Regions from separate parts of the Homo sapiens genome. Here region 1 is linked to region 2. Evidence: chromatin contacts called from ENCODE Hi-C or POLR2A ChIA-PET data. All regions are on one chromosome and are shown on one strand. Each heading gives the region's core, a stretch centred on a gene start or an enhancer-like site at or near the end of the contact. The rest is flanking DNA. Distances are from core to core; before and after follow the strand shown. Region 1 overlaps GARS1-DT (GARS1 divergent transcript). Region 2 holds the start of MTURN (maturin, neural progenitor differentiation regulator homolog).

Region 1 (4,865 bases), core at 2,167-4,666, 430 kb after region 2:
TGCCTCCCGGGTTCAAGCAATTCTCCAGCCTCAGCCTCCCGAGTAGTTGGGACTATAGGCAACCGCCACCATGCCCAGCTAATTTTTTGTATTTTTAGTAGAGACGGGGTTTCACCATGTTAGCCAGGATGGTCTCAATCTCCTGACCTCAAGATCTTCCTGCCTCGGCCTCCCAAAGTGCTGGGATTACAGGTGTGAGCCACCACACCCGGCCCAGGGTTGTTTTTGAGATGGGATCTGTCACTCAGGTTGAAGTCCAGTGTCACAACCTCAGCTCACTGCAACCTCTGCCTCCCAGGCTCAAGAGATCCTTCCACCTCAGCCTCCCAAGTTGCTGAGACCACAGGCATGTGCTACCACACCTGGTTAATTTTTTATGTTTTTGTTAGAGATGGGATTGTTGCCCAGGCTGGTCTTGAACTCCTGAGCTCAGGTGATCCACCTGCCTTGACCTCCCAAAGTGCTGGGATTACAGGTGTGAGCCACCATGCCCAGCCTAAACACTTTCATTTGTCTTTCTCTCCTCTAAAATATAAACTCCCTAAAGTGATGACTTTGTCTTACTCACTACTCTATTCTCAATATGTGGCACAGTGCCTGAAAAATAGCATGCGCTCAATAAATAATTGTTGAATGAATGAATGAATGGAGACATGGTCCTATTTTGGCCTGTGATTCAATGTTTCCAAATTCCTGACAGATTTTAATCTTTGGGAATTAGGAATGAGAAACCAAAATGTATAGGCAGTCCAGGGAATTTCTGAACTCCTAAGTTAGGTACAGGTTGCCTCATATATGTTCATTTCTTTAAAAAATGAAACTATTTTGTCTGCTTTACAAAGAACTGTAGGCAGCCAGGAATCGTGGCTCACACCTGTAACCCCAGCACTGTGTGTGGGAGGCCGAGACAGGCTGATCACCTGAGGTCAGGAGTTCAAGACCAGCCTGGCCAATATGATGAAACCACGTCTCTACCAAAAATACAAAAATTAGCTGGGCGTGGTAGCACGTGCCTGTAATCCCAGCTTCTAGGGAGGCCGAGGCAGGAGAACTGCTTGAACCTGGGAGGGGGAGGTTGCAGTGAGCCAAGATCACGCCACTGCACTCTAGCCTAGGCAACAGAGCAAGACTCCATCTCAAATAAACAAACAAACAACTGTAGGCTATAGTAAAGATGCCAACAGTGGAAAATGCCAGTGAACATTATCAGATTGTATTAGAATAACAACATTGGGATCTTCTAGCAAGATTAACTACTACATGGAATTATGTGTCAAAGTTGCCAATTTAAGGACTTATTTTGCCTTCAAAACTTGTTATTTCTGGAACATCACTCATAGGATTTGTATAAAGTATAATGTGCATACAGACTTATTAGTATTTATTTGATTTGCCAGAAAACTCACTGTTAGAAGCAGTCATGCCAGGAACACACTCATAACGTGCAGCAGCTACAGGCCAGGCTGGCTGATGAGAGGCTGAAAGCGTCTCCTCTGTGCCCTTCCGGGAGTGGTTCCCAGAAATGTCGGTCTTAGCCTCTGACCCAGTGTCAGCGTGCTGTTCTCTTGCTCCTCCCCGATGTCAGTGGATTCATTTTTATCAAAAATGTCTTGATGTTTATTGTTAAGCTTGAATTCCCACACAATTTTAGCACTTCCCCCATTTTCTTGGTGTCTCAAGTGATTTTTCTTGGGACTCAGAGTTCAGAGAAACATGCATTTCCAGAAAAAAGCTGGGAAGGGACTCTTGCATGGGAACACTGTCTAAAAGCACTTTCACCTTGGTTTCTGGAAACAGGCACATTGCAAGCTACAGTTTAGGACCTGATGCCACTTTGAAGGTGTGTCAGCTGGACACAGAAAACGAGGTTACGGAAACAATGGTCCCAGCACAGCTCACTCTCCACCACGCTGCGCTCTCTCTCCTTAGTCTTGTGGGGCTGGAGGCACAGTGGCTTAGAAGTGGGGTGACCTGGTTGTGATCAAAAGGCTCCTCCCTCTGTTCACCATCCATGGAAAATGTGCCTCATCTTGCACCACACACCAGTGGAAAAGGGAATTTTAGGAAAACTAGGACAAACAAAAGTTGAATAGTTAGAGCAGAGCCTCTAGTATGGGAAGAACAGTGCTTAAAAATTACAGAAATTGCAAAGTATAAAATAAATAGAACACACTATATGAAATGTAAAACTCTCATGCATCGTTTTCTAAAGAACAGTATCAAAAAGCAAACAATATGACTTCCTTGTTAGAAAACAATTTGGAAAAATGGGTCTTTTTTGCATTTTTGATACAATTTGCTTCAGTAATGCCACTGATCGCAATTTATTCTAAGGACGTGATTCTAAATGCACAAAAGGAGATTTATACATATGGATGTTGATTCAACTCTTCCCTCTCTCCACCCAGAGCAACCAGGCATGAGCTCATCCTCAAAGCTGGGCACACGGGGCCACTGTCCCAGGATGCTGGGTGCTTGGCCCTGTAAAGGATGAGGAAAGGAACAGCTTTTCATTGCAGACAGTGGGGTCCGATAAGGCTGTTCTGGCCACTAGATGGTGGTTGTGTTTATCGAAGACTACTGGATGCCTGCCAAATATCTGTGTTAGTCCATTTTCACACTGCTATAAAGAAATACCCAAGACTGGGTCACTTATAAAAGAAAGAGGTTTCATTGACTCACAGTTCCGCATGGCTGGGGAGGCCTCCGGAAACTTACAATTATAAGGTCATGCTTTGGCAGGAGAAAGAGAAGCAAGTACCTTCTTCACAAGGAAGCAGGAAAGAGAGAGGGTGCACAAAGGGGAAAGAGCCCCTTATAAAACCATCAGATCTCGTGAGAAACCCCTCACTATTATGAGAACAGCATGGGGCAAACCACCCCCATGATCCAATCACCTCCCACCAAGCCCCTCCCTTGACATGTGGGGATTACAATTGAGATATTGAGCTTGGAACGCAGGAGGCGATGCTTCTGCCCTCTTGACTCTGGTTAGAATGTGCATCAGGTGAATCCTGTTTAGTCCTGGTTGCTGAACCACAGAGGGAGTTGAACATACTGGAGCTTATCCAGGCAATATGACCGTCAGGAAACTGCATCACTGAGGAAGTTCTGAGGGAGTTGGAACTAGACAGTTTAAAGCGACGGCCGGACAAGCTAGTGTCTCCTAGGAGCCAATGGCTAAGGGCAGAGGGAGCAGAGGGGTTCTGTATGGCCCTGGAGTGCAGAGCAAGTATCGGTGAACCGAAGTTACAGGGAGGCAGATGTTTGTCTAAGACAAAGAATCTTCTCGGGGTCAGAGCTGTCCGTGTGGACCGGAAGCCTGGGGAGGGAGTGAACAGCACAACCTGAGAGAAGTTTGAGAGGAGGCTGAGGAGTTCCTCTGCTCCCCCAGGAAGTGTGGAGCAGAAACCACATCTCAGATGCCCGCAGGAGCCAGGTGAGTCATCAGGAGGAGTGGTACAGCTACAGGCACACACATTAGAAATTAAAACCAACAGCAGCATCAATAAATACTGTGCAGTCCAAGCAAAACCTGCTGTGGAGGTGGGATTCAGTGACGCCCAAACTCTGCCGTGGAAAGTGGACGGGGGAGTGTATTGGTTTCTTGGGGCTGCCGTAAGAAACAACCACAACTGGGGGGCCTAAACCACAGAAACTCACCGACTCACCGTTCTGGAGGCTGGAAGACCAAGATCAAAGTGTTGGCCGAGCCATGCTCCTGCTGAAGCCGCTGGGGGAGGCTCCGTGTAGTTTCTGGGAGCCCCAGGCATTTGTGGCGTGTGGCAGCATCTCTCCGATCTCTGCCTCCATCTTCACACGGCGGTCTCTGCTCTGTGTGTGTCCAGATTTCCCTCTTCTTAATAAGGACGCTTGTCCCACTGGGTTCAGAGTCCACCCTACTCCAGCATGAGCTCATCTTCATTTAATTAAATGCATCTGCAATGACCTTTCCTGAATTAGGTCATACCCTGGGGTGACTTTCTCTTTTTGGGGGACACAATTCAGTTCCTAACAGGGAGTCTGAAGTCCACCCTGCTGGACACTTGTCAGCCTGGAACAACACCTCGCTTTGGAGGGGCTTTTGGCTTATGCGTGGGTTTTTGCCTGTCTCATATTCCTTGCTTGAGTAAGCTTCCTCCTTCCCACCAAACTGCGAGGTCCCAGCACCATTTAGTGGCTGAACCACCTTCTCTCTGCAGAAGAGGAATAGGGCATCTGGGATGCCGTAAGTAAGAGCTGAGAGGGGCTTGGAGGACCTCTCTGAGGTCCCTCTCCGGGGGCGGGACCTCTTCTGCTTGGAACCCTCTGGCTCAGAGGCAGGCACTGAAGGCTTCTGGAGGCAGAACCTGTGCATAGCTCCCACACAGCCCTGGCCTTGCTCAGCTGTTGATTTGTGGGTAGCTGCTGCCCTCTGCTGGACAGAGTGAAACGTGCTCTCCTTCCATTTCCTAGGACTCTTGTCTCCCTATCACAAGTTCCATTTCCTTCCTAGGACTCTTGTCTCCCTATCACCAGTTCCATTTCCTTCCTAGGACTCCTGTCTCCCTATCACAAGTTCACAAACTCACAGAGCAGAAAAGGGCCAGAAGGTCGGCAGGCCCAGCCCCATTATTCAGAGGCGGATACTGAGGCCAGAGAGGGGAAAGGCCTTGTTTAAGGTCACACAGATAGTTAGAGTAGGAGCTGGGACTAGAAATGGGTGGCCCTCCCTCAGCAGGGTCTGGAGGTGTGGGGTCCTGGAGGAGAAAGAGAAGGCACCTTACTCCTAGTAGAGACACCAGAAGGCTGGTGGGCAGTGTAACCAGGACCACCAGGTCAGCCCACCCACGTAGGAAAATCCCCTATCAGGCTGTGTGAGTGAT
Region 2 (4,474 bases), core at 1,067-3,566:
TGCTAGGTTCTGGGATAAGGACTTTATATACTTTATCTCACTGTTGTCCCTGTTTTCAGAAAAGAAAACTGAGCTCCGAGCAATGAAGGAAGTTGCAGATGCACATAAAACTTAAAATGGCAGAGGGAGGAATCAATGCAGACATGGAGTTCTGAAGCTTTTGCTGTTGCTCTCAGTGCATTTCTAAGGAAACCCAACGGTATCCATTTCATTGACCAATTGCTTTGTACCCAAAATTTTATTTTTCATAAGAGTTTTTCATTTTCTGACAAAAACTATTTGTTAAATAAACATAACTTCATAATTCTGATCACATCACTTGGAGCAAATTTGACTGATACATTTTAAAACACATGGATTAAAAAAAAAACTCCTTCTTTCCCGAAAAAGGAAAAAAGGAATGTATTTTTCATATTTTCATCTCCAATTTAAGGAATTCATTTTTGGAACACATATTATGCTTTAAATGGTGGTGCCAGGTAAAACTGCAAGGAAGCTTGTGCTATCTGGAGACACCCATACTTTTTTTTTTTAAGGACCATTTTGTAACTTTACAACAGCATATTGCATTTTTATATTCATGTGCCTGTCTCCTTCATTGTCCTGTGTATTAGTTTTCTACTGCTGCATGAAGAATTTAAACAGACCTAACAGCTTAAAACAACACCCATTTAATAGCCCACAGTTCTGAAAGTCGGAAGTCCCAGCACAGCCATGGCATCACTGGGTTCTCGCTCAGGTTCTGCGAAGGCTGCAATCATGGTAATAGTCAGGCTCAGTTCTTGTCTGGAAAAGACAACAAGTTTGAGAAAAAAATCTGCTTTTCAAGCTCATTCGGGTTGTTGGCAGAATTCAGTTCCTTGCAACATTGGCCTAGGCAAATAATTTATGACTAAAACCCCAAAGGAAGTGCAACAAAAACAAGAATAGACAAATGGGCCTTAATTAAACTAAAAAGCTTCTGCACAGTAAAAGAAACAATCAACAGAGTAAATAGACAACCTACAGAATGAGAGAAAATATTTGCAAACTACGCATCTGACAAAGGACTAATATCCAGAATCTACAAGGAACTCAAACAACTCAACAAGAAAAAAAAAAAACCCATTAAAAAGTGGGCAAAGGACATGAACAGATATTTCTCAAAAAAGACATACAAGTGGCCAACGAACATATGAAAAAATGCTCAACATCCACTAATTATCAGAGAAATGCACATTAAAACCACAATGAGATACAATCTCACACCAGTCAAAATGGCTATGATTAAAAAGTCAAAAAACAGCAGATGTTGGTGAGGGTGCAGAGAAAAGGAAACATATATACGTGTTGGTGGGAATGTAAATTCGTGCACAGTGCCTGGTTCAGAAGACACACTTTACAGAAAAAAGCTGGCTGAATGTTTATAACGTGTCTGTGTTTGTAGTGTTCAAGTCCTGAGGGCGAGGACCCTAGTGCATTTTCTGCAATCCAGTAATGCCTGTCCAGTATATGGCAGCCAGTGAGCACTCAACAGGTGCAATCGTTGGGCCACACACTCTTGTTTTAAAATGTGCTTTATCCTCTTGACCTTTTTAGGTTATGCAATGTGAATTCAAGCTGAATAATACTGAAGCCAGTCTTATGAGGCTCATTTCTAAGAAATATTCAGCTTTACGTAACGCAAATAAAAAATCACACACGCCCTTTGCAAGTGAACATTCATATTAGTGTCTGATAAATGCATTAAGAAGACACATTCCCTTAAATCAATCGGAGAACAGAACTTTGGTTTCTGCAAAAAGAAAAGCTCCCTTTTCCTTAGATTTTCTCAGCTCCTCCACTGCTAGCCCCAGACAAGGTCCAAGTTATCTGCAGTTCTATGGCCTCCCTTGCATTTAAATCGCATTTGGGCAAACGCTTCCTGGGCTTTCTAACTCCACAGAAACGCTAACCAGGTATTGGGCGCTCGCACCGCTTCCAGGTAACCCGCGGAGCTGCGGATTCCAGGCTCGCGCTGTGACGTCACCGGGCTCGCAAGCCGCGGCGCGGTCTCAGGCTCCGGTGATTGGCTGGGGCCCATGACGTCACGGCCCGGGGCGGCACCGCGATGGCCAGGGCCCCGGGATGCTCCGGGTTTGTTTAAAAATAAAGGGGGGGCGGGAGCGCCCAGGAAAATCCGGGCGCCCGCGGGGGTGCCGGCCGCTCCTCCCGCCGCCCCGCGTCCCGGCCCGGCCGCGCCAACCCCCACGGCGGCCCGCAAGGGGGCGGGGGGAGGCGGGGCGGAGGAGGAGCCGCGGGCGCGGCGCCGCGCTGTCCCCGGCCGCCGCCCGCCCCACTCCGCACCGCATGTAAACAGTCCCAGCCGGCCCAGCCCGGCCCCGGAGGAGCCCGCGCAGGCCGAGCCGAGCGCCGCGCTGCCCGCCCGGGAGGAGGGCGCCTAGGAGCGGGAGGGCGGGCGGCGGCGGGAGGCGGGCGCGGGGCCGCGATGGATTTCCAGCAGCTGGCCGACGTTGCGGAGAAATGGTGCTCCAACACGCCCTTCGAGCTCATCGCCACCGAGGAGACCGAACGCAGGATGGATTTCTACGCCGACCCCGGCGTCTCCTTCTATGTGCTGTGTCCGGACAACGGCTGCGGCGACAATTTTGTGAGTGCCTGGAGGAGGGACCGCCGGAGCCGGCGGGAGTGTGGACGCGGCGGTGCGTCCCTGCGCCCGAGCTCCCGCGCGGTGGGCGGCGGTGGGCGCAGAGTGGGGGGCCGTAACCCGCGCCCCGCGCCCCGCGTGCTCCGCCGGGGAAGCCCCGGGCCGGGCGGTGCGGGCTCCGCTGCCCGGGTGGGGCCCGGTGGGCGGCGGGCAAGGCGCCCGGAGGATCCGGGGAGCCGGGTCGGGGCGGGAGGTGTGGCGTCCCCCTAAAGGCCACTCCTCTCCCCGCTGCTGCGGGCGCCGTTTCGGGAACCCGACCTCGCGGCCCGTGCGCGGTGCCTGGCATGGAGCATCCCTGGGGTGTGGGTGTCACCCGCGTCGGACCAGCCGGGTCTGGGGCGCACGGACCCTCCGGCAGGAGCCCAGGTCCGGAGCTTCCCACATCCAGGCGTCCCGTCCGGGATAGGAATCCCGCTCCCCTCCGGTGCCCAGCCTCGGCTCCTCGCATTGCCCCTCCCGGGAGAACCCCACTCCCCGCCCTCGCGGGTTAGTCCTTGCACTGCCTGTTTGGACACAAAGCTCTGTCCATACTAGCGATGCCCGATCTCCTGGACCTTCTTTGCGGAATTACACCCCGGATCTTAATACGCACGCGCGCCTGCGCATACACCCCAACACACACACACACATGCTCACACCCTCACCCTCACACGCGCACACTCACGCGCACACGCGGCACGCCTCTCCCCCTGCCCCCGCGCTGCCCTCGCTGCCTCTCTGAGCTGCCCGAGAGGTGTGTGTGGCCCGGGCGGGTTCTCTCCAGCCGAGGCGGTGCCCTGGCCCTGCTGAAGCCCGTTGGCTTTTCCAGATGACGGGGAATCCCCTCAGCCCCGGCTCAGAGGGACCGGGAACTGGGACTGCGGTGTCCAAACCTTCCACTTTGAATCCTGCACCCACCTGGGATCCCGACTCTGGCAGTTGAGGAAGGGGATGCGGAGGGCAGGGGAGTCGGGGTGGGAGGGGTGGAGTAGGGCGAGCACGGTGCTCATGAAGTGTTTCCAAGGTCGGGGAATAAATAATGATCCCCAAATGTAAGATGGAGGCGGCCGTGGGCGCGGGTGACCGTGTGGTCGCGGGCCTTGTGGGCGGAGGTGGGGTGGTGCGGGGCGCGGCCTGGTGCACGCTCCTCAGGTGGGGGAGACAAAGCTGGGCCGTGGTCCTGCCGCCGAGCGCCCTGACCACCTACGGGAAGTTCGCGAAGGAGTTAGGGAGACTGCAAGACCGCCTTTCTTGGTCCTGGAGAGGTGAAGGCTTATGTATGCCTGGCCGATAAAGCATTCCCTCCGCCCACACGCACCCCCTGAGGAGGGCAGGGATCCACCTGGGCATTCCACAAGTGGCACTCCAGAAGAGGGATGGCCTTGTGTGACAGCCAGATTTGAGTTCTGGCTCTGTGACTGTGCTCAAATACCCACCCTGAGCTCAGTTTCCACATCCAAAAAAATAGGTATAATAATGCCAGCACCCAGGCGTTCATATAGGTAACGCACCGAATAGTCCCTAACACACAGCAAGAGCCCCACAAATTTGGGGTTAGAGACCTGGGGTTTCCCAGAATTTAGAGCTTGTCTCATTTTTTAAAGAGCCTTGGTTTTCCCACCTGTAAAATGGGGCTAATCAGAATACCTCCAGAAGAGCCAACTGAACAATAATATTAATGCCTGTAAGCCCATCTTAACTGTAGGTAAAGTAAGTAAATAAGTGTTCTTTTTGGAAGGAGTGGGAGATCATTAAAAAGGGATTCACTCCATTGCAAAAGTGTGAGAAAGCCCCCAGGATACAGTGGAA

The links. Hi-C counts contacts between places; a loop is a spot of excess contacts on that map. ChIA-PET counts read pairs that join two places held with the same protein, here RNA polymerase II (POLR2A). Pooled maps may share reads with other maps.
Region 1: a loop to region 2 is called in a pooled map, with 4 times the contacts of the local background. The contact joins the enhancer-like site here to the promoter of MTURN in region 2. A Hi-C loop is called at or near these places in 7 of 50 pooled maps. POLR2A ChIA-PET finds 5 or more read pairs at or near these places in 2 of 52 experiments (MCF 10A and naive thymus-derived CD4-positive, alpha-beta T cell).

The regions. Positions count from the first base shown.
Region 1 is chr7:30,560,060-30,564,924 of GRCh38, forward strand. It overlaps GARS1-DT (GARS1 divergent transcript), which reads right to left. Exons shown (of 7, transcript NR_038889.1): 4 at 3,672-3,939; 5 at 1,407-2,069. Among named protein-coding and RNA genes, the nearest start is that of GARS1-DT, 15 kb to the right of the region's middle. RefSeq lists an enhancer at 4,520-4,569. Within about 2 kb of position 3,417, at least 7 of the 41 ENCODE cell types and tissues checked have a DNase peak (open chromatin) inside an H3K27ac peak, as active enhancers do.
Region 2 is chr7:30,132,670-30,137,143 of GRCh38, forward strand. It overlaps MTURN (maturin, neural progenitor differentiation regulator homolog), which reads left to right and starts at 2,317. Exons shown (of 3, transcript NM_152793.3): 1 at 2,317-2,629. The coding sequence starts at 2,468. It overlaps LOC105375216 (a long non-coding RNA gene), which reads right to left and starts at 2,045. Exons shown (of 3, transcript XR_927146.3): 1 at 1,935-2,045; 2 at 648-786. RefSeq lists silencers at 2,215-2,464, 2,235-2,612, 2,805-2,944, 3,265-3,444.